2 separate regions of the Mus musculus genome follow, and region 1 is linked to region 2. The links are chromatin loops, found by intact Hi-C in ENCODE. Cell type or tissue: left cerebral cortex. All regions are shown on one strand. Each heading gives the region's core, and the rest is flanking DNA. Links, peaks and the distances in the headings are about the cores only.

Evidence for each region. Hi-C counts contacts between places; a loop is a spot of excess contacts. Peaks named below come from ENCODE experiments on the same cell type or tissue, not always from the same donor. Only the 100,000 strongest peaks of a DNase experiment are listed, where the experiment ranks them.
Region 1: it touches region 2 in a loop (2.4-fold over the local background); 3 of 42 quality-filtered maps call a loop at or near these places.

Annotation. Positions count from the first base shown.
Region 1 is chr13:21,747,016-21,763,351 of GRCm38, reverse strand. It overlaps H4c12 (H4 clustered histone 12), which reads left to right and starts at 12,799. Exons shown (of 1, transcript NM_178211.2): 1 at 12,799-13,207. The coding sequence starts at 12,847. The coding sequence ends at 13,158. It overlaps H2ac15 (H2A clustered histone 15), which reads left to right and starts at 9,440. Exons shown (of 1, transcript NM_178183.2): 1 at 9,440-9,975. The coding sequence starts at 9,525. The coding sequence ends at 9,917. H2bc15 (H2B clustered histone 15) reads right to left here and starts at 9,276. Exons shown (of 1, transcript NM_178201.3): 1 at 8,799-9,276. The coding sequence starts at 9,229. The coding sequence ends at 8,849. In left cerebral cortex, for the core only: CTCF peaks have their summits at 8,434 and 9,760; DNase peaks (open chromatin) are centred at 8,430, 9,398 and 12,784; H3K4me3 peaks cover 2,559 bases; H3K27ac peaks cover 1,292 bases.
Region 2 is chr13:23,690,311-23,706,646 of GRCm38, reverse strand. It overlaps H1f6 (H1.6 linker histone, cluster member), which reads right to left and starts at 10,836. Exons shown (of 1, transcript NM_010377.3): 1 at 10,102-10,836. The coding sequence starts at 10,781. The coding sequence ends at 10,152. H4c3 (H4 clustered histone 3) reads left to right here and starts at 8,189. Exons shown (of 1, transcript NM_178208.2): 1 at 8,189-8,563. The coding sequence starts at 8,198. The coding sequence ends at 8,509. It overlaps H2bc4 (H2B clustered histone 4), which reads right to left. Exons shown (of 2, transcript NM_023422.3): 2 at 14,167-14,471. It overlaps Hfe (homeostatic iron regulator), which reads left to right. Exons shown (of 6, transcript NM_010424.5): 4 at 511-786; 5 at 913-1,023; 6 at 2,221-4,613. The coding sequence ends at 2,261. In left cerebral cortex, for the core only: CTCF peaks have their summits at 5,263 (motif pointing left), 6,632 (motif pointing right), 8,214 and 9,071 (motif pointing right); DNase peaks (open chromatin) are centred at 5,272, 8,145 and 9,070; H3K4me3 peaks cover 1,492 bases; H3K27ac peaks cover 863 bases.

The DNA of each region.
Region 1 (16,336 bases), core at 5,029-13,028, 1.9 Mb after region 2:
TTTACCTCGGAGCCCACCCCCTCCCATCTAGAGATTGTTCCCAGAACACTCCTAAACTTTTCACCCCAAAACTCCTCACCCTAAAGTTCAAACCCTCCCAACTAAAAACTGTTCCAAGAACATTTTTGAGATAAAGGCCTCCTAGAACAACCTCAAAATGAACCAGGTACTCCTTAGTTACGTAGGTTCCTTGATAGGACATGACTCCTTAGTTACGTAGATTCCTTTGGCAGAACTCCCTAGTGATGTAAACTTGTACTTTCCCTGCCCAGTTCTCCCCCTTTGAGTTTTACTATATAAGCCTGTAAAAAATTTTTGCTGACCGTCGAGACTCCTCTACCCTGTGCAAAGGTGTATGAGTTTCGACCCCAGAGCTCTGTGTGCTTTCATGTTGCTGCTTTATTTCGACCCCAGAGCTCTGGTCTGTGTGCTTTCATGTCGCTGCTTTATTAAATCTTGCCTTCTACATTTTATGTATGGTCTCAGTGTCTTCTTGGGTACGCGGCTGTCCCGGGACTTGAGTGTCTGAGTGAGGGTCTCCCCTCGAGGGTCTTTCAGTGTATTTTGGGTATGGATAATATTGTTTTATGCTGCTCTACTTTATTAAAAAGGTGTCTCTGGAGTTGGGTTGTGGCCCACTCTCTCCAGATTTAAGCTTGCTTGTTTAAAAAGCTTCCTCAAATCTTTGTCCTGGGTCAAAAGGCCACGACAAAACAAAACATCAGAACAGCCCAAGAAAACCCACTATGTGCTTTAGCATTTGGGAGTCAGAGGCAGATGGATCTCTGAGTTCCAGGCTAGCCTAATCTCCAGACTGAGTTCCAGGACAGCTACACAGGGAAACCTTGTTTCTTTTTCTTTTCTTTTTTTTTTTTTTTTTTTTTTTTTTTGACAGTGTTTCTCTTTATAGCCCTGGCTGTCTTCGAACTCACTTTGTAGACCAGGGTGGCCTTGAACTCAGAAATCTGCCTGCCTCTGCCTCCCGAATGCTGGGATTAAAGGCATGCGCCACCACGCCCGGCAGAAATCCTGTTTCAAAAACCAAAACCAAACCACACCAAACCAAATGGTAGATAATTCTCAAACCCCATTTGTCTCCATTTTGAGGACCAGGACTGATTTCAAAGCGGTAGTAAGGCACCAGCTTCAGGAACAAACCATAAAATCTAGAACAAGGTCATAAAACCCTCTCCCAAAGAACAGCCTGGGGACAAGCACAGAACTGAGTGGGGGTGAGGTGGTGGGGGTGCGTGGAGAATATCTTATCTTAGGATAGGACTTCTGAGCTGGGTAGCCCTATTTTTTTTTTTTTAAGCTTGGTTGAATGTTCATGACATAGGAAAGTAGACCACAGATCACCTGTGACCCCTAGCACCCATCAATGAAATTTTAGATTACCTCATCCTTCTAGAGAGTTCCCCAGTTCCCTATAAGAAGGCCTTTGTGGCTTGGTCTGGGGTCTCCATTTAAAGAATGGTTGTGTAAGAGTCCATGGTTCACTGAAGAATGATACCCCTTGCTTAAATAGTATGTAAACACAACGAGTGTTTTTGTGTTTTATTCTGCAGAAGTCCAGTTTTCCTGGGTTCAAGGAGTATTCATTCAAAGAAAGTCACCCTGACCCACCCTGACCATTGCTGGAACCCGCTACGCAAAGGTGCTATTGTTAGGGGCTCTTAGAAACTGTCTTGAGAAATAACCCTCACAATTATCAGGTATTCCTCGTGACTCTTGTAACTTTGCACTTCCTTGTGACTCTTAACTGGTATTTTTGGTATTTTCCAACAACGCCCTTCCCACCTCCTTGAGTTGTGGTTTCTTCCTTTAAATACCCCCTTATCCAGCTACTCGGGGCGCCAAGGTCCTCTACCCCTGCGTGGTGTGTGACCATGGGCCCGAGAGCGCTCTTGAATAAAAATCCTCTTGCAGTTTGCAGCAAGACCGTTTCTTGTTGGTGATTTTGGGGTGTCACCTCTCCTGAGTCAGAACGTGGGGGAGTCCTCACGTTGTGGGTCTTTCAGTGGCACACGCCTTTAATCCCAGCACTTGGGAGGCCGAGACAAGTGGATTTCTGAGTTCGAGGCCAGTCTGATCTGCAAAGTGAGTTCTAGGACAGCCAGGGCTATACAAAGAAACCCTGTCTTGAAAAAAATCAAAAGACCCCAAACCAAAACAAAACAAAAAAGTCTGTAAAATTAATAACAAAGAGTTAACTTATTAAGCCGATTAAACCTTCTGATTTTTATTGCATCTCTTCTTTAGACTATGAGGGTAACAAAAGGATCTTTTGAAAATTGGCAGATAGCTTTAAGTAATTATATAAAATGTTAATAATTTGACAAGGACCAACCTTGGCTTGGAGAGGGGTTCTGAGAGACGGTGTTTGGGAGCAGCGAAACAAGAGACTCCAAGTCAAGTCACTGGTCCAAGCTAGCGACCTATGTTCTGCTGGAGACAGCTTTCCAGCCTGATTCCTCTCTGTTCTATTTTCTTTCTCTCTGATCAGCTTTCTCTCTGGAGACCTCCAGTCAGTCCTTTCTTTTTATTCTACTGGACACAGTTGAACAAGTGCTTTTCTCTCTTGCTATTCTAAAAACTTTCTTTGGATAGTTCATCTCCTGCAGGTCACAAGTCCAGTATTTCAATGCAGTCATTTACTCCAGGTTTCCTTTTGATTATCCTAAGAATTGACCTCCCACAACCCCAGCCTCTTAGGAGACAGCAAACACACATTTTCTTGTAATATTGCCAAAGAATTCAGGGATCTGTAATCCTCTGTTAAACGCTGATGCTAAACTAGATGGGTGGGACCTCTTCCTGAAATTACCATTTCTACCACACCTGGGCATAACCTTGTTGTGTCCTAGGCTGACCTTGAATTTAGGAATCTGTCTGCCTTTGTATCTTCCTGATAAGCTGGCTCATAGAGTAAGTGGCCTTTGTTCCTTTAGATCTGTGAAGCTCCTCATACAATCCACATTGCATGCTTATATTTTTGTATAGTTGAGAAATTATGTTTTTGAATTCATGTTTTAAGAGTTCTTTTCCACAGCCTTCAGGGCTGTCCTGAAGGTCCCAGTGTTTACCATTTTGCTAAGTAAGTTGTGACATTAGCCACAACTTTGCCTACTGGACTCATTAATGTTAACAGAGAGGTCTTTGCTTGGAGGAATGTGGAAATATGTGTATAATAATGTACAATTATTGTACGAACGAGTTTTAAGTCCAAGACAGCCAGCCATCTACACTTGACCAAGCCAGCTCAGTCAGTCAACAGGTTCTCCAGCGCTGTGAGTGTGGATTAAAAAGAAAAAAGACAACATTGTAGAAGCATGACTCCAGTCAATTCTGAGACTGAAGGCAAATTTAATTTTCCCAATCTGCTTTTTAATACCATTTTAATTACATGCAAGTATTTAGGGTGAGCAATACAATAAGGAACTAACAAGGACAATAGCTAAGGAACAAGTTAGACAGTAAACACAAAGCCCACGATCACTCTGTTGATAGCTGTTATAAAGATGTTCCAGATATCTGAGCCTACTTTTTTGTTCTACCCTAAAAACAGATTCTTACTTCCTTGTGCTTGTCAGGTTCCTATCAGAGCTTATTTCCTTATTGTGGCCAGATTCTTGCTGGAAGCCGATTTCCTTGTCTTTGGCCAATGTCAGACTCCTGCCAAGTGGCAGCCCAAAAGGCTTTCCACAGACACTCTTGGAGGACCATGCCTGCTGATCCTGTCCTGGGGCAGGAACTGTGTCATTCTGTCCCCACCAAGACCATGCCAGATCCAGGAATAATCAATATTCAAACACAAGTGTATTTAGCTTTTAAAATTAACATATGTTATTTTTGGTCCTATCTTTAAGCACGAACCTTTTGATTGAGCACTGTATATACTTTAAATACTGTATATACTGATGCTAATAATTTAGAATTATGGGATATTCTTTGTTTTGTTTTGTTTTTCGAGACAGGGTTTCTCTGTGTAGCCCTGGCTATCCTGGAACTCACTCTGTAGACCAGGCTGGCCTCAAACTCAGAAATCCACCTGCCTCTGTCTCCCAAGTGCTGGGATTAAAGGCGTGTGACAACACTGCCCAGCTGTATATTCTTATAAAAAAGATATTTCTAAAGTATAACAAAGCCCATACTTATTTGTGCAATAGGCCAAGTTTCCTGCTATTATTATAGTCTTGTCAGATTGTTTCCCTATCCTTAAACATTATTACAGCCTCACAGTATGCAGCATACATTGTCCAACATGTTGCACTCCTTTTCTTTACCATGATGAAATAGAAACATTTATTTTCACAGTTATAACAACTAGTAATGTGTCACACTAACCCATAGTTTATTATGCATATCAGAGCATACAACAATCTCCTTGGCTCTTTGGTCAATGCTAATCAATTCTCAGATTATTTAATCAATATATATCAATTATATTCTTGTACTTTTCTTCTTGAAGCCACTAAGTTTCAAGAACCTGCACATGCTAACTGGGGAGCTTTACAAAGAAATTTTCCTGAAACTCAAGGAATGGTAAAAGTATTAACTTTAAATTGGGAAACTTGTCAAACATTCCATAGGCCTTGATTGCCTTCTGGTAAAAGTCCCAGAGGTAATATAGCAAATGAGATATAGCAACTGGACGTAATCTACATTAAATTTTTTGAAGTTGCAGTATTTACATAATTCTATAGATACATTTTCCGCATTTCAATGGACCACTGCGCTAAGTAATGAACAGGCTTTATCAGTTATATTACACTTAAAAGAAGCTGTTAATGTTGTGAGTATTCCTTAACAAAATAAAATGGTGAATGTGAATGTTACGAGTTTATATTTCACAGAACCTTAAAGAATTTTTACAACATTGGAATATTAAGCATATTATGAGTATTCCTTAGGATTCTCAAGAACAGGCCAGCATTGAAACACCTACAGAATATTAAAGGAGATGTTAAACAGAAGACAAAGGATGGCCCTGAATGCTAGAAACATCATATTAGATTCAGTATTTATTTTAAAACTTTTGAATTGTAAAAATGATGACCTTATGCTCACTAAACTTGGCTGTCACTGGAGAAAGTGTTGAGGGGAATATATTACAACCTCCTTGGTATAATGAGGAAGACTCTTAGAATGGAAAAAAAAATAATTGTTATAAAAATGGGGAAGGGTATGTGTATGTTTCTACAGATTCAGGTGATCATTGTTTTCCAGAAAAGCAGATGACACTGAGAAATCCACATGTGACCGGTTTGTCCCTGACTTGCCTTCTCAACACATGGCTAATCCCATTACCTTCCATTGTGGATAGTATGTTCCCTACCTGGGGGCAGTTGAAAAAATTAGCCAGTGCAGGAGAAAAGATGGTTTATAATCTTGAATGAAATAAAGCTCCCCTCTCCGTGCTGGGCAAGGCCTCCAGGAAGGCCACCCAAGCTAACGCCTCTTTTGGATTCTAGGACCCTGACAGGAGAGGTTCCTTATTTCCCAAGTGAAGAGGATTTACATTTGAATTCATCATATGAAATAGGGCTGGAAATAGTTTATATTTGTACTGGACATGAGGTTCCTTGTTTGAAAAATATATCTAAACTGGGCAGTGGTGGCGCACACCTTTGATCCCAGCACTTTGGAGGCAGACAAATTTCTGAGTTCAAGGCCAGACAAGGTCTACAGAGTGAGTTCCAGGACAGCCAGGGCTATACAGAGAAACACTGTCTCAAAAAAGAAAAGAAAAGAAAAAAAAAAAAAAGAAAAAGAAAAAGATATCTAGAAAATGTTACTTATTATTTGAAAAGGAACAAAACCTGAAAGGAAGAAGCTGTTCATTTTAGTTGCTGAAGGGTTTAAAGGAACCATTACTACCTTTTATTCCACCTGTTTCTTCTTGCCACACTCCTGTTGTCTGTCTCAGAGTTACCGGAATGGATACATTGGTAACAAAGTAGAGGACTAGAGGTGCAAGTTCTTATGGCAGTATCATAGACTGTAGCCCTGTAGGTTTTGCTAACACCAAACAGGAAGGCAAAGAATTAAGATAGCTCTATAATAATAACAGCAACACCATCCATCCATAGTAATGGGTTTGAGGGGTTAACATGACATGTGGGTGGGATGTCCTCTCCCTCTGCTCATATGGAGGGAGGAGCTACTCAAGAATATCTTTAGAAATTATTATTGGCATTGTACAACTTTTGGGCCTAGAAATAAATATGTGGAAGAATACTATTAACCATGAGACTATGTTTTCTTTTTTTAAAAGAATATATCTTACCATGGCATGTGTTTCTCTTCCTTGTTTGTTCATGACTCGAGATCTACATGAAATCAGTTTGAAAAATATGTCTTGTTTCAGTTGTTCTTTATAAACTTGTTTAAATGCTAGAACTACTTTTAATTTGAGCTCCCAGAGAATTTATGTACTTTGAGCTTCGGTTGGTGCTTGGATGCATGTACAGATGGATCTCCTTTCATGCCTGCGCTTTATCATATATTGGATCAAATGAAGAAAAGGGCTGATGATTGTCATCGTGTCAGGAATAACTGCCATCACCACCACTGCTGCCCCTGCTGTCATAGCCCTACATCAAAGCATTCAAAAAGTACACTATATTCTAAGACTTCATTCTGACTCAGAAAACTTCTGAAACATGCAAAGACATAGAGATAGTATATGTACAATGAAATCACTGACTTAGAGTTAGCTGTGATAATGTTAGGTGACCAAATTTTTAGTTTACAAAGGCAATTGTCATTAAGATGTGATTGGACTGTGGCTCAAATCTGTTTCTCCTGTCCATTGGAATGAGACCGTATTCCCTTGAGATAAGGTTAGAAAACGTTTAACATTTTATAGTCTGAAATAGGAAATATTAAATTATAGTATCATATTACATATTTGTACAACCATTGTATGAACTATCTGGTGATAAATCATTGGTAGGTATAAATACCCACCTAATAAATTATTGGTGCCTTGGGTCAATTAAACCCATTTCATCAATTTAAGATTGTAAGCTCTTCCTATCCTGGGGTGTTTGTACCGATTATTTGCTTCTTAGTCTGACAAAACAAAACAAAACAAAACAAACCTCTCTTACCATCAAAACAGTAATTCAATATTGATCATCCATATTCAATATTATATTACAAAATATGGTTAAACAGAAAAGGGGAAATGAAAATTTGGTGAAAGATGTCAGGCCAAGACAATACACTTGCTAGCCATCCCTTGAAAACAAGAGGATGTTTGCATAATTATGGCAGCCTACTGCCTTCACACTCCAGTAAGTATTTCCTTGACAAAAAAAAAGTATTCTTTGTATAGTACGAAAAAAAAATCCAAACATTATAGTTTGGTGCATTATACACTGTTTAGTTTGTAACCAGAGCTGTAACAGTTTATGGTTAAGAATAAAGCCTTTGTACTCTGCTTCCCACATAAGATGAGTCCTTTCCTCTTCTTAGCCCTGATCTTTCACACATAATTTTAGCCCAAATCTAAACCCATGAGCCTTGTTATTGGCCTCTATCCCTCTTCATAGTAAAAGAAAATACAAATACTTAGAGAAACAAGGTTTTCATAAATTTTTCTTTATGAAAAATGTAATGAAGTTTAGAATTTTTACACAGGTTCTTTCCCTCTCTATTGTATCTATACTATCATATATATAGTATGTGACAACCAAGATGACATAGGAAACACACACCGAAATGTAAAGCAAATTATGTCAAACATGCAAGAGCAAATTTCTGTTCCCAAAAAGTTTTCAGAGGCTCTGTGCTTCCCAGACATCTGAGCCGACCTTTATCGCTCAAATAGTCTCTGTGTAATATTTTTTATTTTCACTTATCAATATTATTAGTTGGTAATCACACACTTTTATATGAACTTCAAAACTAATTTGGTTTTGATTTTATGAAGTGCTATTGTATGTGAACCTCCTAAAACATGCCTGAAATTTATTTCAGCTGTTTTCTTCTGTATATGACATGTATTGTTAATTTATCTCGATTAATTCATTTAAAAAAATGAAGAAACATGTATCTATTTCTACTAGTTTGTCTGAAAGAATGCCATGTCCCCTAAACAAACAAACAAAAAATTCAAAACTGTTGCTTATGAGCTGGGAGTCACTAGAATACACTAATCATATAAAAATGTACCACCAAAAGAACTGGAGCGATTTCGTGTAGATTCCAGAAAGATTTAAAAATGTTTCAACTAATCTATTGCAATATTTAAACTGAAAATCCCATTAAGGTGAGAATAAGGAAACAGCAGGCAAAGGCCTGACTTTTCCTTTTAAATTTGTTCCAAGCATCAGAAACAGTGGATAAGGGAAGCACCCCAAGAATGGTGGAGAAACAAACGCCACTATCTCTGGCGCTTAAATTTGAAATTGCCCGCGCAGCACAGTAATTGGCTAATGAAGCCACTAACTGATAAGGACAAGATGAGTGTATGTTTTACTTCTGTTAAATTAATGCAAAGAGGAGGGAAAAAAGAAAGACGGCTTACAACACTGTATTCAAGAGGGTAGGAATAGGTGCTATATGTATAGGTTAAGACCAGTTAAGTTTATAGTGTGGAAGGGAACTTTCTAGTCATGAACCTCTGGAATTGACACCTTCCATAAGTCTTTAGATTTCTAAGCAATTATCTCACAAAGTGCACATCCTTCCAATAAAGTGAGTGGCTCTAAAAAGAGCCTTTGTTTCAGGAGTGAGTTAGAGGAACCCCAAAGTGAATACAGGGCAACAGCCTTTTTTAGTTGAAAGTGTGGGTGGCTCTGAAAAGAGCCTTTGGGTTAGGAGTGTGAGTTAAAGGAACTCACTTGGAGCTGGTGTACTTGGTGACAGCCTTGGTGCCCTCCGACACGGCGTGCTTGGCCAGCTCCCCGGGCAGCAGCAGGCGCACGGCCGTCTGGATCTCCCGGGATGTGATGGTCGAGCGCTTGTTGTAATGCGCCAGGCGGGACGCCTCGCTCGCGATGCGCTCGAAGATGTCGTTCACGAACGAGTTCATGATGCCCATGGCCTTGGAGGAGATGCCGGTGTCGGGGTGCACTTGCTTCAGCACCTTGTACACGTACACCGAGTAGCTCTCCTTGCGGCTGCGCTTGCGCTTCTTGCCGTCCTTCTTCTGGGCCTTGGTGACGGCCTTCTTGGACCCCTTCTTCGGGGCGGGAGCGGACTTAGCGGGTTCAGGCATGGTAGGAACTGACCAAAAGCCTAAAGATACAGAAAGAAAAGAAATGTAAAGTGTGTCTGCACAGGCTGCCTTTTAAACAAACTTGTGGCTATAGCTATCGCGAATTAGCAGTCGTCATCCACCAAATACCCAATCATAGCAAGGGCTTTTCAATGCAACTCTGTTATTGGTCTAGGTGCAATGCTTCTATGTAACCAATGAAATTCCTACTTTTTCATGCCCTGCATTGACTATAAATACTGTCAGCTTTGCCTTCAAACCACTTACTGAGCAGGCTTATATTCTAGGTTCTACCATGTCAGGAAGAGGCAAGCAGGGTGGCAAGGCTCGCGCCAAGGCCAAGACCCGCTCCTCCCGGGCCGGCCTGCAGTTCCCCGTGGGCCGCGTGCACCGGCTGCTCCGCAAAGGCAACTACTCGGAGCGCGTGGGCGCCGGCGCCCCGGTGTACCTGGCAGCCGTGCTAGAGTACCTGACGGCCGAGATCCTGGAGCTGGCGGGCAACGCGGCCCGCGACAACAAGAAGACGCGCATTATCCCGCGCCACCTGCAGCTGGCCATCCGCAACGACGAGGAGCTCAACAAGCTGCTGGGCCGCGTGACCATCGCGCAGGGCGGCGTCCTGCCCAACATCCAGGCCGTGCTGCTGCCCAAGAAGACCGAGACCCACCACAAGGCCAAGGGGAAGTGAGGCCCTTGATAGAAAGCAACCCTTTCCAACCACCAAAGGCTCTTTTCAGAGCCACCTACAAAAACACTTGGAGGAGTTGTGCTACTTTGGATCATTATTGGGCTAATGAGTGCAACACTGAGATAATGTGAACCTAACCCTAGTTTTATTAATGCCTTTAGAATTGTTGCATCCAACCTATTTATACAAGCCAGTGTGAAATTTAATTTACTGACCTATAAATACTAGTAGCTATTACTACGTTTTAATGTTTCAGGCCACGAAGTTTGCTTGTATCTTCCTGTAGTGCATTCTAGGAGGAAGAGCAAGTTACAGCTTAGGGACTACTTAGTTCCCTCAGCATTTACAGGATGACGTCTGTCGTTTTTATAAAATTTGGGAATCTGTTCAGCTTTATACCCCCTTTCAACCTTTTCTGTTACATTGCAGAAGATTTTTTTTTTTTGTAAACACCTTATAACTTACATGCAAGATAAAGGTTACCGTGGTTGCACAAACTTTTAAGGAGGCTGAGGTTAAAGAAAATGTTAAAAACAAACAAACAAAAAAACCCTCTGCTGCCAACAGACTTGCCGAAGAAATGCCGAAGATATACAATTCAGTATATTTCTATTTATTCTGAGTCAGTAGAAGAAATTAGCAGAAAAGGAACTCTAGAAAGGAAGGTTGAAGATTGATGTAGTAAATCTATTACTAGAGTTATGTTATCTGAAAACAATTTGGAGTATATATGGACAGCAGTTACCATGAAAAAGTCATTTAGGGGGCTGGAGGAGTGGCCAAGTGGTCAAGGATGATTGCTGATCCTGTAAGAGTTCTCTAGTTTAATTCCTAGCTAACATCAGGTTTAGGGTTGCGGCAGAGAGAAGCTAGAATTGCAGGTCTCAGTCTCCCTGTCATCTCACAGGTCGAGTACCCACTGCCTGTTATATCCTGTGCCAAACTCCACTTACACACACGGACTGAACCAAACACACATCATTCTTGGACATGTGGAGCTTGATGGAAGCCAGGATCCACCAACAATCAAAAACCTTATACATCCTGTTGGACCTCCCAGCCTGCTTGGTGTCCTATAGTCAAATCTTCAAGTTCCACAGTATTCAAATGACAAATTTGAAACAGAGGAATAAGAAACCCTTCCTTTGTCACTTTTTATTGTTAATTGTCTTTTTCTCATGAGACTTCCTCATAGAAAGCAGAGACATGGGAGCACCTCCAGAACACCTGGAGAAAAGTCCCAGCATACGGGTTCAAGCCAAACTCATCATTTTATCTGGGTTCCTAAAATAGCCATTGGCTTTCTTTCAGGATTCACAGGCACTGAAGCCAGTCTTCAGTGTAGTCCTTGTTTTCTCTACTGAGCGGAGATGACAGGCTCTTAACTGTGCCTCTTCACAGCTCTCTGGTACAGCCCTAATACTCTTCATGGTTTATCCTTTCCCACCTTTCTGACTTTGACTTGCGTCATCATCCCTGCATAGTTGAAACACACACACACACACACACACACACACACACACACACACACACACACACACACAGAGACAGATAGAAAAACAAAACCAAAAAATCCACTCACCTCTCACCTGAAAGGGAATAAGAAACAGTGTATACTAGAGGTTTCTCCAAATTTCATGTTCCAACATGGAAGGAGTCTTATGAAGTTATAAAACAAAGTAAAGATAGGTTTAAACATATTGGAGAGATGTGCAGCAATGTGGGAGAAACTTTTCTACAGATCCCAGATACTATCTGATGACTTTCTTGCCTTTTGGATTGGTGGAAACTACTGATCTGCTATGTTGAGGTTACAAATGAGGTTTTTATCTATTAGTCACAAACTGTTAGACATAGAGGACCACATTCAGAGCATAAAGTGTGACCAAGAAGACAACCAGCATTAGAACCTGTGACACTCCAATTTCACTGTTTTCATACCTCTCATATATGTAGTTCCTGTCAATCAACCAGTTTTTGTAAATATAGTTTTTCCATCAATTTTCTTGACAGATCCTAATTTAGTAGATGTGGGGGAAAAGTTTCAGGAGATTAAAAAAAAGTGTTTTTCATTATACTTGTACTGTACAGAGAGTATTAGTACAGAGCATAGTAGTCACAGATGAACCCCTGTCTTCAAATATTTTGTTCAGACTTCACAAACCCACTTGGATATTTTCTTGAAAATATTAGTGAAAGTCAATTAAATAAAAAAAATCTTTGAGAAATGAGGTTGGCAATAAGAGCGATGAAATGTCAATATAGATAAGCTTAAATTTAATATGGTCACAATAGAAATATCAGAAGTGACCGTAAGTATAGTGATGAAAAATTCACTTAACGGTGAAAAATGACTTTAAACTTAAAATGATTCACCAAGCGATGCAGATGAGTAATACCGATTGGTGCTTTTATGAAAAGTTCTCAAGAGAATAATACAGGTATTATGAGGCTTTTTGTAAGTTTGAACTAAAAAAACCCAAAAAACCAAAAACAAAAAACATTTGAAATGTGGTTACAATAGAGAAGGAACACAAGGTAATTCAGAGCACGGTTTGCACGTTGGAAAGTGTGTACTGAGCACCAAAGCGCCTTAGCAGCCGCCTGCAGTGTCCTCTCTGGACGGGGTTACGGGTTGTTAAGGGGCCGCTTGGCTTTCTGTATTTTGTACAGTCAGTGTACTGATTGTGCGCTCGATTCTCCAAACTCTTAAAAGGGCGTGAGGAGCTAGTTCCCTCAGAAAGCTCGGACAGGGAAACAAAAGGCGCCCTTTTTCTTTTTGGTAAGTCTTCCCCTCCCCCACAGCTGCGGGCGCAACTTCCCGCCTCTTCCCTGCAGGTTCTCATTTCGGTCCGCCCGCCGCAGTATAAAAAGGCGGCGCTCAGGCTCCCTGTCAGCATCTCTGTTCTGAGCTGTCCTGAGTGCAGTCATGTCTGGCAGAGGTAAGGGCGGGAAAGGGCTCGGTAAAGGTGGCGCCAAGCGCCACCGCAAAGTGCTGCGCGATAACATCCAGGGCATCACCAAGCCCGCCATCCGCCGCCTGGCCCGGCGCGGGGGAGTGAAGCGCATCTCCGGCCTCATCTACGAGGAGACCCGCGGTGTGCTGAAGGTGTTCCTGGAGAACGTGATCCGCGACGCCGTCACCTACACGGAGCACGCCAAGCGCAAGACCGTCACCGCCATGGACGTGGTCTACGCGCTCAAGCGCCAGGGCCGCACCCTCTACGGATTCGGAGGCTAAGTCTTTGTCTTTTATTTCTGCTACAAAAGGCCCTTTTCAGGGCCACCCACTTAATTCTTTGAAGCGCTGTACTCATGTCAGAAGGGTTAGAAAGTCCTCATGACCAAGAATACAAGTAATGTCTCTGACATGGGTGACCTACTTTGTAATGGTCAGCTTTCACATTTTTGTGTAAAGTGAACTAATTGGTGTATCAGAGAGTTTTAACACGTCAATTAGTAAATGCCATTTTCCTGGCTTTGTGCTTAAGACATGATCTTTTCTGTGATCTCACTTATCGGTATAATTGACAGTATTACATCACACACACACACACACACACACACACCAGCTGGTTCTCTAGCTCTCTAGTACAGATATGCCATAGAGGGGGGGGGGGGGCTTTTGAGTTTTAGGAGTAGTGCTGGAGATTGAATTCATTCTGTAGATACAACATTACCAGCATCCCATAACCTTCTGTTTGCCATTGCTGGCCTCAAACCTGTGATCTTTCTGCCTCTGCCTCAGAAGTAGCCAGTATTGCTCCCAGATCATGCTTCAGAGCTGATTGTTTTTCCCTCCCAGCAACTCTGATTTCAGAGTCGCTGAGTGGTTTTGCCCAAACTATGACTTATTAGAACTTCCTGTGGGTTGCTGGTCTTTCAGGCAACATTGAAACCCCAATGTTTGACAATGTCTTTTCATTGTCCGCATTTGGTGAGTTCTAACACATCATTTGCCTGTAGAACTTTTAAGTCACAAACTATTTCTTTCCACACTCCTTTGGAGATCCCATCCACTGGGTCATTAAATAGTATCTGTTCCTTAATGACTTCTAATTTTATATTTGTAGCTTAAGTTTTCTTATTTAGCTTCTGAATGTTTAGTAGCCTAAGGCTAATAAATACAACACAGTGTCCTAACAGGACACTGCAACCAGTATCCTTTCTCTTTTACATGAAAATGAAAGCACAATTAAGCACCAACAAAACAGCTCAACCACTGAGGGATATCTTATTCTCCATAACAATATATAACCACCCAAATGCACCACAAAGCAAGCACTTCAATGGTGTACAGCAACTTGGATAAAATTTATATGCAAATATAGTTTATTAAATTTATTATGGCTGGAGTAGTGGCTCAAAGGTTAAGAGCAATTGATATTCTTTAGGATAAGAGTTCACTTCCTGGTACCCACTATGAGCAACTCATAACTCACTAACTCCAACTAAAGAATATCTGATTCCCTCATCTGACTTCTACATCATCGATGTCCACATCACTCTTTTTCTTAAATAAATAATACAAAATTTGAATCAATTTAAATGCAAATCCTACTGCAAAGAAAAAGAAGTGGAGCAAGATTTTATTTATTAATTTTTTGTTTTGTTTTTTGTTTTTGTTTTCTTTATCTTTTTGAGATACCCCCAGCTGGCCTTGAATTCCTGACTTAGTTTTCTGATTTAATCTTTGGAGTGCCAGAATTACAACATATAACATCTCTGGCTTATTTTTCTTACTGCTGCATCAGGCTTCTTCATTGGTTATGAAGACAAGTGTCCCAGTTTGGACAAAGTGGAAAGTAGCTGGACCAATGACTCCAGTAAGCAGAAAAATTGGCCTGGACTGTCGTGGCTCAACCTAAACTCCTTGAATACTCTGACGTTTTATTGGTAGTTTTGCAACTAAATGCGCCTAGTTCTAGAATGAATAGCACCATTAAATGGCTGGACTTAGGCATTTCATATACGAAATATATTTAGGATATCATGAATTTTAGCATTCAGGTATTTTATGTTTAAATAGTACATCACATATACCATCAGTCTCTTGGATCTTTATCCCTTTATGTGCATTAACACAACAGCACAGTTTGCTCCATATCTATATCAAACACACTTTAGGATCTTGTTTTACCTATCATGTCTGTAATTTCAAATATACCAGAAAGTTACATTTATAATGCAAGGATAACAAGACCATGAATTTCTCTAAGTATGGTTCACCTCTGGAAAAGATGCTTAATGATATGGTATAAAAAATCTAATGTTTACTTCTGCTGTATTTCAATGATAAAGTTATCAAAAGTTAAAGTTAAAGAACATAAAAGAACATACTTTTTTTAAAATATAAAAAAATAAAAAATTTTAAAATAACTTTATACTTGTGAAATGGAACTTAATAGAATATTTTGTAGAAAATCTGCTCACTCTTTTGTGTTGTTTTATGAACAGGGATGAAAATATGAATCCCATTTTCTACAAAGCTATTATACTTAAGTATTTGTGCTAATATTGTTAGATGTGTAATCGAATATTTTTGTAAAGTTTCAGAAGATAGTTTGCAAAAGCAACAGAGTGTGCCAGATAACAACACATCTGTGGATAGAAGAGCACAGTGGATTTGGCACATTCAGTCCAAAATAATTGTTGCTGTGTTATCTTGAATGAAAAACTGGGCTTTGGTTACGGCATAGAAAATCTAAAACCAGTCCAGGGGCTGTGTGGCAAGTGTCTTTCTTAGGCATTGCCTCCCTCAGGATGAACTCGAGTGTTTCGAGTATCAGACCCTCAGCCTGTTTGTTTCAGTCCCAGGTCTCTGGCATTGCAGATCTTTGTTGTGCATGACCTTCAGAGACAGACAGCTCATTGGAACTCTTCCAAAACCTGGGCCTACCCTCAGCATCTGTACCTCTCCTACCCTGTAACCTACCTACTGTCTGAAGTCTTTGGCCGCATCGTCATGCTGCTGCATTCAAGTTCTGATGCCTCTGGAAAAACTGGTTGTCAGTCTGAACTTTGTGTCATGGTTCTTTGACAAGTGTATGGAAAGGAAGAACTGTTTGTTTTTGACAAAATAGAATATGCCTTGCAAGAAATTACATCAATATGAGGAAGGGTAATGTTGTGTACTAGATATTACAGGATCAAAATTATGGATAGTGTTAAAATCAAAGAGGCTTCTAGTACATCCCCAGACGAGTTGGCTATGACTGCAGTCAAATAATCATAACATACATAAGGACAAAACCAGTCTGTTGGCATTTTTGTGTTTCACTTTTGTAATAAGGAATATAAAATGTTTTATCTTAAAACATATTTTGAAATAGTTGGTAAACCTTCATATTGATGAAATTCTATTTGTTAACAAGGGGTGTACAGTTTTCTCAATTTTCTATAAACAATGTATAATAGTA
Region 2 (16,336 bases), core at 4,770-12,769:
ACCATCTGCTTCATTGTTGTTTGTCTGATTGTTGTTTTCTTCTTTAGATAGCCTCTCACACTGTAGCCAAGGCTGGTCTAGATCTCACTATGTAGGCCCAACTAGCCACAAAACACAGCCTCGCCTTCCTAAGTCTTGAATTTCAAAGAGTGAACCCACTGTTGGGGATGAACTTTTTGCTTCATATTGAAGCATATAACACAACTAAGAACTAATAAATTAGAAAGGGAAATGTTAGTGGCCTGACCAGAGGACCTGGGCAGACAGTGCTGAAGAGGAAAGACTGAAGTGGCTGTTCTCCATTAGTGTGTGACTTCATCTTGAAGCCATTTTCAGGATATCAAATGGCATCTCTGGCAGCCAGGGTTTTTTTGTTTTGTTTTGTGTGTGTGTGTGTGTGTGTGTGTGTGTGTGTGTGCTATTTTTCCTACCCAAAAAGAGAAGTGAAAATTCCAGTTCTCTTCTCTGGAATAAGGCAGCCTCCTCATGTACTTCCTCTTTCCCTTCAAGTGCCTACTTTGGTGAAAGTGACTCGCCACTGGGCCTCTACGGGGACCTCTCTAAGGTGTCAGGCTCTGGACTTCTTCCCCCAGAACATCACTATGAGGTGGTTGAAGGACAACCAACCACTGGATGCCAAAGATGTCAACCCCGAGAAGGTGCTACCTAACGGGGATGAGACCTATCAAGGCTGGCTGACATTGGCCGTGGCCCCTGGGGACGAGACAAGGTTCACCTGTCAAGTGGAGCACCCAGGCCTGGACCAGCCTCTCACTGCCTCTTGGGGTGAGGATGGGCATGTAGGGCAGAGGTCATCTGTTGGGGAGGTGGTCACCTTTGCAGTGAGAGAGTAGTCTGCTCTGGGCTGGGCTGGGGCCGTCATGTGCTTGAATTCTCATTTGTTGTTTTTAGAGCCCTTGCAATCTCAGGCCATGATTATCGGAATCATCAGTGGAGTCACCGTCTGTGCCATCTTCTTGGTTGGAATTCTGTTCCTAATCTTAAGGAAAAGGAAGGCTTCAGGTGAGTAGGAGCGTAATGAAGTATCATGGTGCCTCTTCCTCCAGGACACACTATTCCTGCAGAAAACGTGACCTCTGTAGGAAACCCTCACTGTGCTTTTTGTGTTGAAAGTGCCAGCCCATCTCTGGGAACGTTTTGTTTAATTTTGGTTTTCCCAGACAAGAAGTTCCTAATCCAGGAAACACCTTCTAGGCCCCTACTGTTGTGCAGGTGTTATTTAAGGTAGAGTAACGGGATTTCCGGTTGAGAAAGCCACTGGGTAAGTCCCAGAAGCTAAATCTAGTGTGGAATAGAATTCATGACAAGTATGTGTAGCTAAAGAAGACCCTGAGAACGTGGGGTGTCACTGGACGAAATACTCAACCTACATCCAGAAAGGATATGAAAAACGGGTATGGCTGTTTGTGACCCTAACATCAGCAAAAAGATTGCAATGAGTTAAAGGCCAGTCTGGATTGGTTCTGTTGTGAGACCCTCTCTTTGAATATAGACAAACAGATAGACAGACAGACACACACACACATACACACACCACAATGCTGAGTAGGAGAGTGTATTATTGGACCTTGTCCCTGACTTTGTGTGTTCCTCACAATGCATTCTTTTTCCCCCTCTCTGGGGATCTGTAGCATGGAACAAAACAAGAGGGAAACAGAAGCAAGCCTACATAGGCCTGTGGAACATTATGTTCTGATAGCTGGGGCACTGGTGAAGTCGCAAAAACACAAGGGAACGATGTGTTTGTGAGGAAGTGAGTTAGGTGACAAGAAAAGCCATTAGATAGCTACTAAACAGTTCCATACAGATGGTTATCTCTGGACTGTCTCAACCCGCCAACAGCCCAGGTAACAACACAGAGACTTTTTAGTAATTATGAAAGCTTGGCCTTAGCTTGGCAAACTCTCTACTAACTCATTTAAGTAAATCTGACCACCTGGCTCTGTCCAGCTACTGCCACTTGGTTCCTTACACAAGTACTGAACCCTGTACTCAAGTCCTGGTATAGAAATTAGCATTTGAGTAATACAAAGACAACCTTTACACAACACACTAGAGCTTACCCTAATGGAGAGTAACCATTTCTGAAATCAAATGGAGTCAAATGAATAGCATGCTCAGGGAGGGAGGAGATGGGAAGGGACAGGACAAGGTGATGCCTGGCCAGTGATGCCTCTTCCTGGGTCTCTTGCCTTCCAGGAGGAACCATGGGTGGCTATGTCTTAACAGACTGTGAGTGATCTGCAGCCTGCTGAACCACGGAAGAGAGAAAACTCAGCCAAAGACTTGGAGGGGGCACACTTGCTCCACTGTAGGACACAGTTGGACCTAACACACAGAAACTGCCTGAGAACTGTGCTCTTAGCTTTCTCTGTTCACTTTCTTAAGGTGTTTTCTCCAGTTAAGTTCAGTTCCTGAATAGTAGTGATTGCACCAGTTGCAACCTCTCCCTCCAGAACTGGTCTCATGATTCTTAGGCTGCTTCTTGGAAGCATCCTATGTTTCCTTCATGCACCTAGACTCCATATGTCTACGTAAAGAGCCCCTCTAAGTTTAGTGGATACATGATTCGTTTCCACATCTGAAGAAGTTGTGAACCTTCATCCGGGGATGCTCACACATACTTGAGCCAGAATTTTTCACCTATATCCTAGAATCCAGGACCCACTCAACTATCCTCCATCTGTTATAGAGTGACTCCTCTGTCACCATGCCCTGACTTCTCTGCCATTGGAGTGTTATATATATGGATCATCAATAAAGCCATGAAGGCTACACAACTGTGCAACTTGAGGAATCACCCTCGGAGAAAATGTAGATGTTTGTGTGTATAACAATGGCTCTGTGTTCATATCTGCACAAAGGTGACTTGAGGTTTTCAAAGGTTAATATCATAGACATCTGTGACATGATGCCTATGATGTACCCTCTCTCCTTGTCTCGAAAATGAAAATGGTGAACGATTATCATAATGAAGTGTGGCTTGCACTTGTTCTGAGGAAGTGCTCAATAATATACTCTGCTCTGATCACCCGCTAAACATAAAGCATGTGTAGACATCCTGAGGGGTCTAGGAAGTGGAAATTATTATCTGCACCCATGTTCCTTCTCTGTAGATGCAAAAGGTGAAAACTCTCTAACCACTCACCAGAGATACAGAAAGACAGCTGTAGAAATGCCATCCTGGCTCTTAGATACACCCTCTGCACCACCCGACTATATGAGTGGCATGAAATGAGTGGAGAAAGAAGATGGCCCTTTTCTTGTCTCCTGGGGTTTCTCTTCAGTGAGTTTGACCCACAAGATGGGAAATAGCTGCCAAATACTCACCAGTCCTCAGCTATCAGGAATCCTTTCCAAGTTAGAGGGAAAGGTCAGGGTGTGTCTTAGTCAGGGTTTCTATTCCTGAACAAACATCATGACCAAGAAGCAAGTTGGAGAGGAAAGGGTTTATTCGGCTTACACTTCCATACTGTTGTTCATTACCAAAGGAAGTCAGGACTGGAACTCAAGCAGGTCAGAAAGCAGGAGCTGATGCAGAAGCCATGGAGGGATGTTCTTTGCTGGTTTGCTTCTCCTGGCTTGCTCAGCCTGCTCTCTTATAGAACCCAAGACTACCAGCCCAGAGATGGTCCCACCCACAAGGGGCCCTCCCCCTTGATCACTAATTGAGGAAATGCCTTACAGTTGGATCTCATGGAGGCATTTCCTCAACTGAAGTTCCTTTCTCTGTAATAACTCCAGCTGTGTCAAGTTGACACAAAACTAGCCAGTACAGGGTGCAAGTAGTGACTCCACTGCCCACCAGTCTCCCGCTTCCTCTGACATATGGCTTGTTGTTGTTGTTTGTTTGTTTGTTTTTGTTAAATTTCATTAAAAAGCTTAGCCTATCTGTCTGGTACCCTCAAAGCTGATGCCTCTGGATCAGAACCTTAAAGTGATTGCCCTGGCAGCCGAGAATCTGTCAATCTGTCAATCTTAAGGCAGTAGGATGGAAGCTGTCATTTGGCTTGGAGAATTCTTGGAGTTGCTGGGGTCCTGCTGCTCATTGTTAATTGTGCACATTTTAAAATCCAATCTAGACAACCTAGACATTACTAGATTTCACAAAATACATTCATCTAATGTTAAAAAGGTCAAGCCTGTGCTTGCATGTTTGTGTGTGTATATACATCTGTCTGCATGAGGATGAGTGTTCACATATGTGTGCACGTGTATGCACATGTGTGTGGGCTCCTCTCTCCACCCGGATGGCACATGCTCACTTCCTCCTAAACACACATTTGCCTGCGTCTCCGTGGTATGAATTCCATCTTGAAACCCACATGCCTCAGACCAATGGCTCCAATTTCTTTAATGAACACTGAATTTGAGCTGAGACCTCAACCTTTTTGTGACCTTTGTATTATTTACTGTTTGTGAAAATTAGGTAGGAAAAAAAAAATCAAAATTTTGATTCATTTTTGGAAATAGATAAACGTAGTTCCATCATTTCCTCAATGAATGACAAGAACCACTAGCAGCTTGTATGTTGTCTCTGTATGACTCTCCTCAAAGTGTGTGCAACTAATAAACACATGATTTGGTAAGCATGCCATTGTATTTCTCTCTACACAGGTTAGTTGATATTATAGTCCATCTTTTGAATGTGGTTAAGTCATATCATTTTATTGACACTTATATCACTTCTAATTTTGGCTTTTTTTTTTTTTGGTTTAGTTTTCATTTAAGTTTTTTAAGTTGGATACCATATAGTCCAGGATAGCATCAAACTCACTAAGTAGCTCAGGCCTGCCTTGAACTTCACCTCCTGAGCAATGGGTTATAGACTTGTAGTTTTTGACCTGTGTCTTTTAGAGTATTTTCACGGCACTGTGGTAACGATATTGACAGTCTTCCTTTGCCATAAGGGCACCGTCATCTGAGCTGTAATCAGTGCTAATTTACAAGCCAAGCTGAGAGCTCACTGTGATTCATTGTCCCTAAATACCCCCCCCCCCTACACAGCAAAACGCCACGGGCTTTCCTCCACTTTGTGTTACAGCTAAGCAATGGTATAATAATTATACCGGCCAAATGATATATTTGCATTTTTGTATGTTCTGTATCACTTCTGATGTTTTCATATAATTTTAGGGGCTCCATTGGAGGAATTAAGACTTAGAGTTCAAATCTCCCATCTTTGCTCACTTCTGGTTAAACAGTAACACAATGGTGTAGGGTAGAAGAAGGGTGACACCTGGTGGCTTACTTCAGTACATCACAGTTGGTTGCGGAGAGGCAAAGTGTAGGGTAAGGGCTGGTGGAAAGGGCCACTCTTGGGCAGAAAAGCACCAGATGTGCTAGGCACGCCCATAATGCGGGAGGCAACTGCACCAGAGTCCAACTCATTCTCAGCTACATAGTGAGCTGGAGACCAGCCTGGGCCGCATGAAACTTTCTTAAAAGAACAAATAACAAAAGTGTGTCTCTGTGTGTAGATGTTTTAAAAGAGAAAATACATGAAATGTATAGAAAACAGAATTCTGTACTAGGTGCTGGAAAGGCTGGTATGCCAAGGCAAGACTGAGTCCTCTGAACTTCGAAAAGTGCAGAGTGTAGAGAAGACAAAGCTCTAGGAGGCTCCTTCAAGAGGTGACTCATGCCTGCTGGGAGGTCCTCACTGGGAGCACTTCCTCTCAAGTGGTGCAGCACAGCTCTAGCGCAGCATCCCCTAGACACGCTTCAAAGAAGAATAGTGCAGGTACAGTGCAACATTTTCTCATAACGGTTACTTTTAAACCAATATCTTTAAAAACAAAACAAACAAACAAACAAAACCCTCTGATTCAATAATGGCTATGAAGCCATTCTGAAAAGCTCTAAGTACGAGAGGTGTATGGGCTGACTGATACCTGAAATTGCAAATCTTCCTCAACATTTTGGAGTATAACTTGTTTATTCTATGTTGACTAATCCCTCCTCTTTTACATACAGCACACCGATGCAGTGTTTCAGTGCTTGGGGTGTCATGAGTTTAGAAAGCAGGGGTGCTCTCATATATGCATTCGTTTACACATTAGGGACATCACCTGGCCATTTTCTGCCCAGCAAAGATTCTGATGGTTCAGGTCTGCTGTTTCTTATTAACTGCCCAAAGTGGAGAAAAAGAAAAATAGTCTTAGGAGGAAAATCTTCTCTACTCCACTCCCCATTTGTCAGAATAAAAATTTGCAGACCCAGTAACATTTTTTGTGCAATGAGTGTTTTCTAAAGTGGAATAGTTTTCTATATTGAGAATCATACCCAACGATTAACACATGCCAAGTAAGCATGTTACCACCCCTCCATCTCTTTGTAAAAATAACATTTTAGGTAGTTTTATTTAAATATTTAATTGATGCAAGGCTGTTCTCAATGTTAATTCCTCCAAAGAGTTCTATGAGGAACACATTTTATCATTGTTAGCTTTTACTTCAGTTATGAAAGTCACAGAGATTATTCAACTGGTTGTTTGAAATTGCTAGTTAGTAGTTAGAAAATGGCTATGCTGGATTTTAAAGATTTATTTATTTTATTTTATTTAAAGATTTATTTATCGTTATAAATAAGTACACTGTTGCTGTCTTCAGACACACCAGAAGAGGGCGTCAGAGCTCATTACGGATGGCTGTGAGCCCCATATCACCAGCTCCTATGCTGGGATTTTAATTCAGCTGATGAACCCTAGAATACTTATCTCCACCCCAAGAAAGCCAATTTTAGAACACTTGCTATTTCTTGGCAAACCTCAAAAGGAATTACCACAGCTACCTGGTAGCAGACCTCTGTTGTCTTCTGCAGTAAGAAGTAAATATGGTTAATTTAATTAATTTAATTTTTTCAAAATTAACCATAGACTTAGAAGTTTATCAGGAATATTTTGAAACTATTTTTTTCTGGATGTGGTCTTTGTAATTCATAGTTTTCTGGGGCCCCTGGTATAAAGTTTTTGTGGTGAACATATGTAACAAAAGACAGGAATTAAAGGTCTTCATTTTGGTCAGCAGGCTTTATTTTAAAAATTGTTACTAGCCATAATATTAATTCTATATTTTACTTTGTCTGTGTGAGTAGTTTGCCTGCATTCATGGGTGCCATTGAGATCAGAAAAGAGCATCAGTCTCCTGAAACTAGAGTTATGCATGTTTGTGAGCTACCATTTAGGCTCTGGGAACCAAATCTTGCCTTCTGGGGGAGTATCAAATGCTCTTAACTTCTGAGCCATCTCCTCTACATCATTGTTAAATTAAAATTTGGAATGCCAAAATCAACATTAAACCCGCATCGAGACTTACTGCTACTTACTCTTCTGCCTTTTTTTAAAAAGGGGGGCGGGGGTCGGATTAGCCTTGTTTTGACATCACTAATCATATCACAAGCTTCACCAGGACCTTGTAGACTTTGTAATGACCTTAATCAAGTATTAGCCCTGTACTGTAATTACCAGCTCTACAAAACACTTCTTCTCTTAAGGTGAGCAAGCCATGCTGTGATTAATAAGGGCTGGAAGGGAAACAAACTTGGAATCACAGCAGGTAGAGGATAACCGATAACCTAACTATTCTTTTGTAGACTTTCTCAGTTTTTATTAAAAAAGAGGATAGACGGAATCATTAGGTCTCTGACTCGAGATAGGGAATATGAAGTTTGCAGTTAGGGTGCTCAATTTGAGATGCCTTTTCAATGTTTATGTCTACCCAAACAAAACTGCCGGGAATAGATTAAACTTTACTGACATGGGACAGTCTTGGCATATTTTACCTCTGTTTTGGACATCTAACCTGAGTCCTCACAAAGAAACCATCAACTAATTTAATACAAGACAGAAATAAAAGCAAACGAGAAATGGGGATGTCTGCTTTGTGGAATGGCCCCAATAAGCCTTTCTTTCATGAGAAAGAATGGGGTCGGGGTGGGGAGGAGGGAATGAAGTTTTTCTGCAGGATTTAAATGTGGTCTTTAAGAGACACCGCATGCAAAGAATAGCTGGGGCTTGCTAGCCAATGAAAACATTCAGATTCCAATGACGCATCCTTTTTTCTCCACCCCCTTCCAAGACCCGGATTCGGAAACCCCGCCTAACGCTCTAGTTTTCAACCAGGTCCGCAGAAGGCCTATTTAAAGGGACGATTGCTGTCTCCCTGCTGTCATAACCATGTCTGGACGTGGTAAGGGTGGTAAAGGCCTTGGGAAAGGCGGCGCTAAGCGCCACCGTAAGGTTCTCCGTGATAACATCCAGGGCATTACCAAGCCCGCCATCCGCCGCCTGGCCCGGCGCGGGGGAGTGAAGCGCATCTCCGGCCTCATCTACGAGGAGACCCGCGGTGTGCTGAAGGTGTTCCTGGAGAACGTGATCCGCGACGCCGTCACCTACACGGAGCACGCCAAGCGCAAGACCGTCACCGCCATGGACGTGGTCTACGCGCTCAAGCGCCAGGGCCGCACTCTCTACGGATTCGGCGGTTAATCGACTAACAAACGATTTCCACTGTCAACAAAAGGCCCTTTTCAGGGCCACCCACAAATTCCTAGGAGTTGTTCACTTACCGAAGCTTTAATCGAGCCTGCTAGGTAGTTTAAGTGTTATTCTGTCCTATACTTATGTGGTGGGTAGTAATTATGCCATGCAGCCGAATATACCCTGTAGGTTTAACTGGGTAATATAACAAGCCCATAATTTTGAACTGTCAGAAGTTAATACTGAACGAACTGTTTTAGAATTATTTGAAGGTTTTCCACTGATCGTGTCACTTCTCAATCCACTTTTGATACCGGTCATTTAAGAGCTTATTCCCTTCTGGAGCCATCTAGAAGCTCAGGAGAGAGCAGGAACCATTGTATCTAAGCAAGGCAAAGGCTGATTACTACAGAAACTGAAGACGCTTAGCTGTTATTAATTGTATACCATTAATAAGGCCTAAGTACACATAATCTATATTAGGGACCACCTAATGGTATGTTTATATACAGTTTAGTTGTGCAGTGGCTTGATAATTTAAATTCTTGTGGGTGTGCCATGTTTGCCATCTGCCACAAGAGGGCGGCGTTATTTCCAGGAAGTTGGAGTCAGAAGCTGTTGTGAGCCAGCTGTTGTGTATTCTGATATACAAACTTCTTTTAAAGCATTAAGTGTTCTTGACTGAACAATCTCTCAAGCCACCTTACTATGATCTTTTGTCATTCCTCATACCAATGCCTAAAATAGTTTAATGTGAATTTAATATTTGTGGCACTCCATAAAACTTGATCACTTTAAAAGATGAGTTATTTTTGTTTTTTGTTTGTTTTGTTTATGTTCTTCAGCCCAGACTTCCCCAGTGCTTTTTTTTGTTATGTTGGGGCATTGAACTCAAACCCTAACATTTTCATAAAGAAGTCCTTAATTTTTAATATGGTTTTTGTCATTCTCCTGAAGCCTACATGCTATTCTCATAAAATACATAAAACATTTCAAAAATAACTGTTAGATCAATAGTATTGAACTATTTTCTAAAAGTAGAACAAAATTAGATCTTTGTTGACACATCGCACAACTGCAAAAACTTTAGGGTTTTGTTGTTGTTGTTGTTGTTGTTGTTGTTCTGTTTTTTTGCTAACTGCTTGCTTTATTTTTTTATCCATCACTGAGGAAATCCTAAAAATACAACTCAAGAAAAATAAATATAACCTCTAGCTTAAGCACTGAATATCTGGGTTCATAGTGGTCCTTTGAAAGCCTGGATGCCAGTTACTGCTGTTTGAAAGAGTAAGTTCAGTATTTTTTCAGAGTGGAAGCTCCTACTGGCGTTATCTCTATCTCCTTTGATATGAGGGTGTTTCTAGAATGAAATACATCCATTGTGTATTTCAATGGTGACTTTTATTCTAGAATAAAAGACATTGTGTGTTTCAATGGTGACCTTTATTCTGGCGTAAAGCCACAAATACACAACCAAATTTGGAAATATTCTACACATAGGGACCCTAGGATTCTACTCTAGGGTTTCAACGACAGGTCGACCTGAAGTAACTGCCCACCTTAACTTTGGTTCAAAGTGTTTGGCCATTTTAAGAAGTATGTAAGTGGCTCTTAAAAGAGCCTTTGGGTTTTTGAAAACTGGCTTTGAAACTCACTTCCTCCCTGCTGCCTTCCTCAGATCGGTCTTCTGCATGACCATTTTTGCCTTCCCAGAATTGGGGTTTGCTGCCCTGGCTTTGGCGGGGCTTTTACGTTGCTGCACGCCCTTGGCCCCTTTGGTCTTCCTTCCGCTCCCAGAAGCTTTTGTGGGCGTAGCCTTTGGCTTCTTGACAGCCTTGGTCTTGCTACTCTTGGGAGATCTCGAGGCCCGGGGCAAGCCCATCTTCTTAGCCTTGGCAGAAGCAGATTTCTTGCCCTTGCCCTTGTCGTTCCCAGAAGCCGCCTTCTTACTGAGCTTGAAGGAGCCTGAGGCGCCAGTGCCCTTGGTCTGCACCAGGACTCCTTTATTCACAAGTCTCTTGAGGGCCAGCTTGATACGGCTGTTGTTCTTCTCCACGTCGTAACCAGCCGCAGCCAGGGCTTTCTTCAGGGCAGCAAGGGACATTCCTGCCCGTTCCTGCGATGTGGAAAGGGCCTCAGGAATCAGCTTGGAAACTGAGAAACCCCGAGGTTTGCGAGCAGGGGCCAGGCCAGGCTTTTTCCCTCGCCTTTTAGATGAAGGTTTCTCCTCCACAGGAGCTGGAACAAGGGTACTTGAGGCCGCAGGAGCCGTTTCCGACATGGTCAAGAGCTGGACAAGAACTACACCAAGTGAAAACTAAAGGAGAGCCAACAGTGATGGGGTAGTGGGGGCGTGCGGGGGGGGGGGGCGCTTATATAGAGCAGGGCGCGCTGTGATTGGTGCATCCCCAGGTGCCTCCCCCGCCCCCGGAGGAGGGGCATTTGTGTTTCTTTTCCCCCCAAAAGTAGAATCTTGCATATCTGCTCACTGCAGAATTGCTCAGGTTATGACACCAGGTGACCCACGGGGACTTAGATTCCACGCGACTTTTTACCCTTTGTTGACAAATGTACCTGCATGCCAGAACTAGTGGGAAAAGTCCTTGATTTTCAATCAAATTCAAAAGGAAGAAGAAAACTTTCTCTTTTCTTTGCTAACTCAAAAGTAACTTTTAGTAGAAAATGTATCCAACATCTTGGGAGGGGTCTTCTACATATGTGGCTTCTATTTAGTGAAGAAAATCAATTATGCAGGCCCTAATTCTCACTGAAATTATTTATATACGTGATGGAAGTAACACAGATGTCTTGACTGTCTCACTGTGGAATTAGACGGTGTTCCTAGAATTATCCCAAAACTCCAAGGTGAGGCCTGCTTGAAGGGAGCATGACCTAATAAACACTCCACAGAGCATGTGAGAGGCTCGCTATTCCCCCGCCTGAATCTCAAGAGAAGGGCTTCGGATGCGGTTATAAACATCTTACCCATGGCACCTACGTGGTCAAATCAGCCAGTCTCAGGGCTATTGTCGAAGAAGTTTGCTACTCCTTTCCAACTGAACACCATCCATAGCCCACTTCCTATGTCTTATCTCCCTCTAGAGGAGCAGACACGGTGCCGAACCCTTAATTATAACATTAGAAAGCTGGAATCACAGTTTCCAATCTCTTAACATAGCTAGTCTAGTAGATGTCTCTGCAGATGTGTTAGAGAAATGTTCTTTCCGGGGCTTTATCCATGGAACATGTCTGGAAATAAATGTGCTCACCGCTGGGCATGGTGGCAACTTGCTGGTAATTCCCTCCTTAGGGAGGGAGGATTGCTGTGAGTTTTGAGGTCACCTTGGGCTAGGAAATGATAACATGTCAAAAGAAGAAGAGAAAAAAAAAAAAAAAAAGAGGGAACATGATACTCAAGTAGAAGGGAGGCATAAAAGCCAGTCCATTATGGGGAATGCTAAGACAGGGTGTAGTGTGATTATGTCGCCGAACATATGGCTCAATGCAGTAACCACACAGCCGAAGTTCTTTCTGGAGATTCCTACACTTGTGAGGCAGGGATCTCAATTTATGCTACAGAGAAGTTCAAGCAATATGAAGAAAAGTTGTTTATTAAGGAGAAAAATGAGAGTGGGTAGGTGCCTGTGTCTCAGTAAAAGGTTTGTGCTTCTGTCTTAACATTTAATTGGCTAGACCTGGTGCGCCAAACTGTAACCCTAGCTACTTGATCGATGATCCAAGCTCAAACCAAGCCTGGACGGTAGAGTAAGTAAACTTCATAAGATACTGTCTCCAAATAAAAATGGTGCAGAAAACACTGGTCCTGAGTCTTGGTAGTAAAGTGCCTGTCTAGCATGAGTTGAGTCTACGTTCAAATCTAGCACTGCAGGTGTGTGTGTGTGTGTGTGTGTGTGTGTGTGTGTGTGTGATGAGTTTTGAACTTGCACTTGAACTTCAACCATGTTTCATGTTTAAATTTTAATAAAGCAGGTCAATAATTAATTACATTTTATGAGAGGTTACTTCTTTCTCTTCAAGAATTTCCTTTGGGGAATGAACTCCCAGGGTTGTTTATGAGAGACATACTGTTTAGGGGTGAGAGGGGAGGGCTGGCATTTGTGCTCAAAGTCACGTGTTTGTCCTTAAGCAGCTTGTAAGTTGCCTTGCTACTCTTGTTTGAGACGTTTCTACTGACCCTTGACTTTCAATCCGTCAAAACCATGAACTAGACCTTGGAGTTGAGACTGAGGTGAAGGTTTCAGGCTCATGTCTCCTGAACTTCCTGCCTTAATGTCCTTTACTGCCGGAGCTCAGGGTCTTAGTCCATGGAAATCCCACTAGGACTGTTGTGACAGCCTTTAAATATTTGTGCAAGTACATGAGCTGATTATTCTCTGGCCCAAGAACCATCAGAAGATCAAGAATATTAACTATTCTGTTATTGTAATTTTTACCTAGGCTTTAAGTATCTTGCAGAAATATTAACAACACTGCTGATGAAGACAGAATGTATAAGGTTGGGGCTCTCTTGCAGGAACCTCAGAATTTCAAAGGGAGTTTCAAAGGAGACAATGTGGAGGAAAGTCTATATTTGAAGTATTTCTGAAATAAAAACTGAAGGCTGAGAAATCAAATTTCTGGTTGCAAGATGACAAAAAAAAATCTGTTTCTGTTTCTCTTGGGCATGCACAGGCACATGCATGCGCATACGCTGTTGCAAACACACACACACTTCAGAAAACAAGGTATCTTAATAAAATATCTGGATTCATATGTGTTATTCTAGTCTGTTTCATTTGAAAAAAAAAACAAAACAAAAAACAAACAACAACAAAACCCCTAACAGTTGAGAGTCCCAGACTGATTTCCTCCTGGCATTGTATGTGATCTTCCCCAGGAAAATAGCACCCTATGCACTTGACATCCGTTTGGTTTCTCTGACCCTTGTTCACACACAAAATTTCTAGGTCATTAACTATCAGTGGCATCTAAGCATCAGGGAGATCTTTACAGATTCGCAGAATATATTCTTCTATTGCTTTAAAAGTAACATGGAATGCATTTAGTGAAGATTTAGGTGCTATAATTTAAAATCCAGAAAACAAAAAAGCTTGGATTCATATTTTGTCCCAGGCAGCTGAAAATAAGCATTAAGAAAAAAAATTACATGCACAAAGCTGTCCAGGTTTGTCTTTTGTTTCCCAGTATAGTCAAGGCTACCCTTCAGCTCCCAGTCTTCTTGCCCAAGGCTCCTCAGTCAGTCATGGAGTTACAAGTCACCACATTGCCTCCTCTCTCTCTCTCTCTCTCTCTCTCTCTCTCTCTCTCTCTCTCTCTCTCCTTTTCTCTTTGAACAACAGTCCTAGGGACTGAGAATAGGCCTTCCACACACACACACACATGTGCTGTAGCTCCATCCTGCACATTCCACTTCAATTGCTCCATCTAATGTTTTCCCTTCAAGTCAAAAAAAGAAAAAAAAAAGTGAAAATTTATAAAGATTTGTGATTTGTACTTTCTAATATTCCACAAAAAAATAGAGGCTCAAAATAACTAAAAACACAAACAATCACATAGGTATGAATACATAAATCATGATTTCTAAGCATGAGCCTAGTTACTTAAAATTATTCTTATGACGTGATATAACATGACGCATTTTTTTTGCTTTACATGACATTTATTATATATACATCATATATATCCATACATGACAAACACTTAAAAGCATTCTTTTGCTAGGAGCATCTTAATTTTGCAGCAAGTATTCTCATTTTCTACGTCTGTGTGTCTTTCTTATCACAAATTTCTACAGTGAACATTTTTATAGAATTTAAAATGGTGCTTCTCAGTTGTTCCTTGAGTTCTGAAACTATGGTGGTTAATCTGCTAGTATCACCCATTTGCACTGTCTTGAGGTTACAGCATCCAGCACTGTTGAGTGGTACAAACGATGTCAGGTCTGCTCCTCCTGTAGAGAGGGAGAGAGAGAGAGAAAGGTTGACTCACTCAGCTATCCTGCAGGTACCTTCTGTTCTACCTAAGACAGAACAATGACAACTAGCATATGGAGGTTTTTCTTAGAGATCGCTTGTGTTCTGAGAAGCCTATAAATACTACGCAATGGCTTAGTCATCATAACCACATTATGCCATAACTACCACTACTCCCCTCCTGATTATAGAAAATGAAATTCAGCAACAGAGAGATTGATTTACCCAGGTATCAATAGATGCTGGGCCTATGCAGTAAAAACCAACCCTCTGAACCCCTTGAGCCTGGTTGGGGTAAAGAATTAATGGGCAGGCTCCGTCTAATTAGTCTTCCCTGGAAGTTCCCTTTGATGGAAGCCTAGGACTCTGCCAGGTGAAAACAGAGAGCACAGGTTGTTCCTAACCAAAGCACTGGCCCTGCCCAGGAGCGGGGATGGTACAGGTCGAGCACCGGCTTCCCCAGCAGCCCCATGGAGCTGCCTGCACAGGACCACAAGTGTTCTTGTATGAGAACAGTTTGAGAAAGTAGTGTTTGCTATTCCCACATTAGGCAGGCATTAAGTTTCCAAAAACCTCCATCCTCTCAAATACTCATTCCGTCAGGCAGCTGCTAGAAAGGTCACTTCTATCTTTCTTTACAATAAATAGAAACTATTTAATGAAAAAGTGCCCCCCCCCACAATGCTTAGTCAAATGAGGGGGTGTCATAATTTTTTTCCCTGATTGTTCTTGATAAGTAAACAAAAGTATATCTTGAATTATGCTTTCTACATGATCAAGGCCAGTACAAGAAATGTATGCAGGGTTTGCATGATAGATAATTCCCTCTAATAGCTGTGGGCTGGCATATCAGCGTGGCAGGGAGTGGGCCGGAAGTGAAGCCCATCGAAGGTGATTGTGACTCTCACTTGACCCCTGGAATACTCAAGCTGTCGCTTCATTTTAGGAAGACTTCCTTTCATCATGCATTTTGCAGACACTTACAAAAAAAGGAGTCAGAGCAGTTCTTCAGTAGTTTCTGACAAGCTTCTGTCAGGAAACGGCAGATCTCTAAAGGAAGGCACCTTTGGATTTTGTAACCTACATCTGCACAGCATGGGAAGTGTAGAATTTACCTTTACAATTTATTTTCAAACTGGATCCATTCAATTGTCATGTATGTGTGCCTACTGTGTGGCAGACTGAGGGATCTGCCCTGGGGATGCTCGGGTAACTAAACCAAAGGATAACTGAGGTTACAGACAGGTAACCCCAAGTCCACACTGCACACTGCTGTCCAGAGCAGTGGGAAGAGGTGGATTAGACGCTGCCCAGGAAGGAAGTGGCTGTGCAGATGCTGGGAAGAGTTTGCCACGCAGAAAGAAATGGGGAAAATTCAAGAGATCCAGCAGCTAAGGAAGACAAGAAACAAGCAGGGGCTAGGAGTGTGCCTGGGATACACAACATGGCAGAGCAGAGCACAGAGCGGAGCACAGAGGCTGTAAAGAACCAGCCCACCAAGCCACATGTGTCTCGAGGGATTGTAGAGGGTCCTAAAGGAAAAACAAGCATGTGTTTAGGCCACTCCAGAAACACCCACAATGCCAGTGTGTGCTGAGGCCCATTGATTTTTCACCTAACATTTATCTGATTAACGTTCCTCTTTATATTTACAATTGACTGAGCCAAAAGACCAGCCTTTGATTCTTGAGAGTCTAGAACCATCAGCACTATCTTTATGCACGACCCCTAAAAAGTGCATTTCTAATGCACACTTGCAAGTGGTAGTGTTTTGGGTTTTTTATTTGTTTTTCTATCCAATATTTTGGAACCTGAATCATCTATGTAGAATTCCTAAATAATT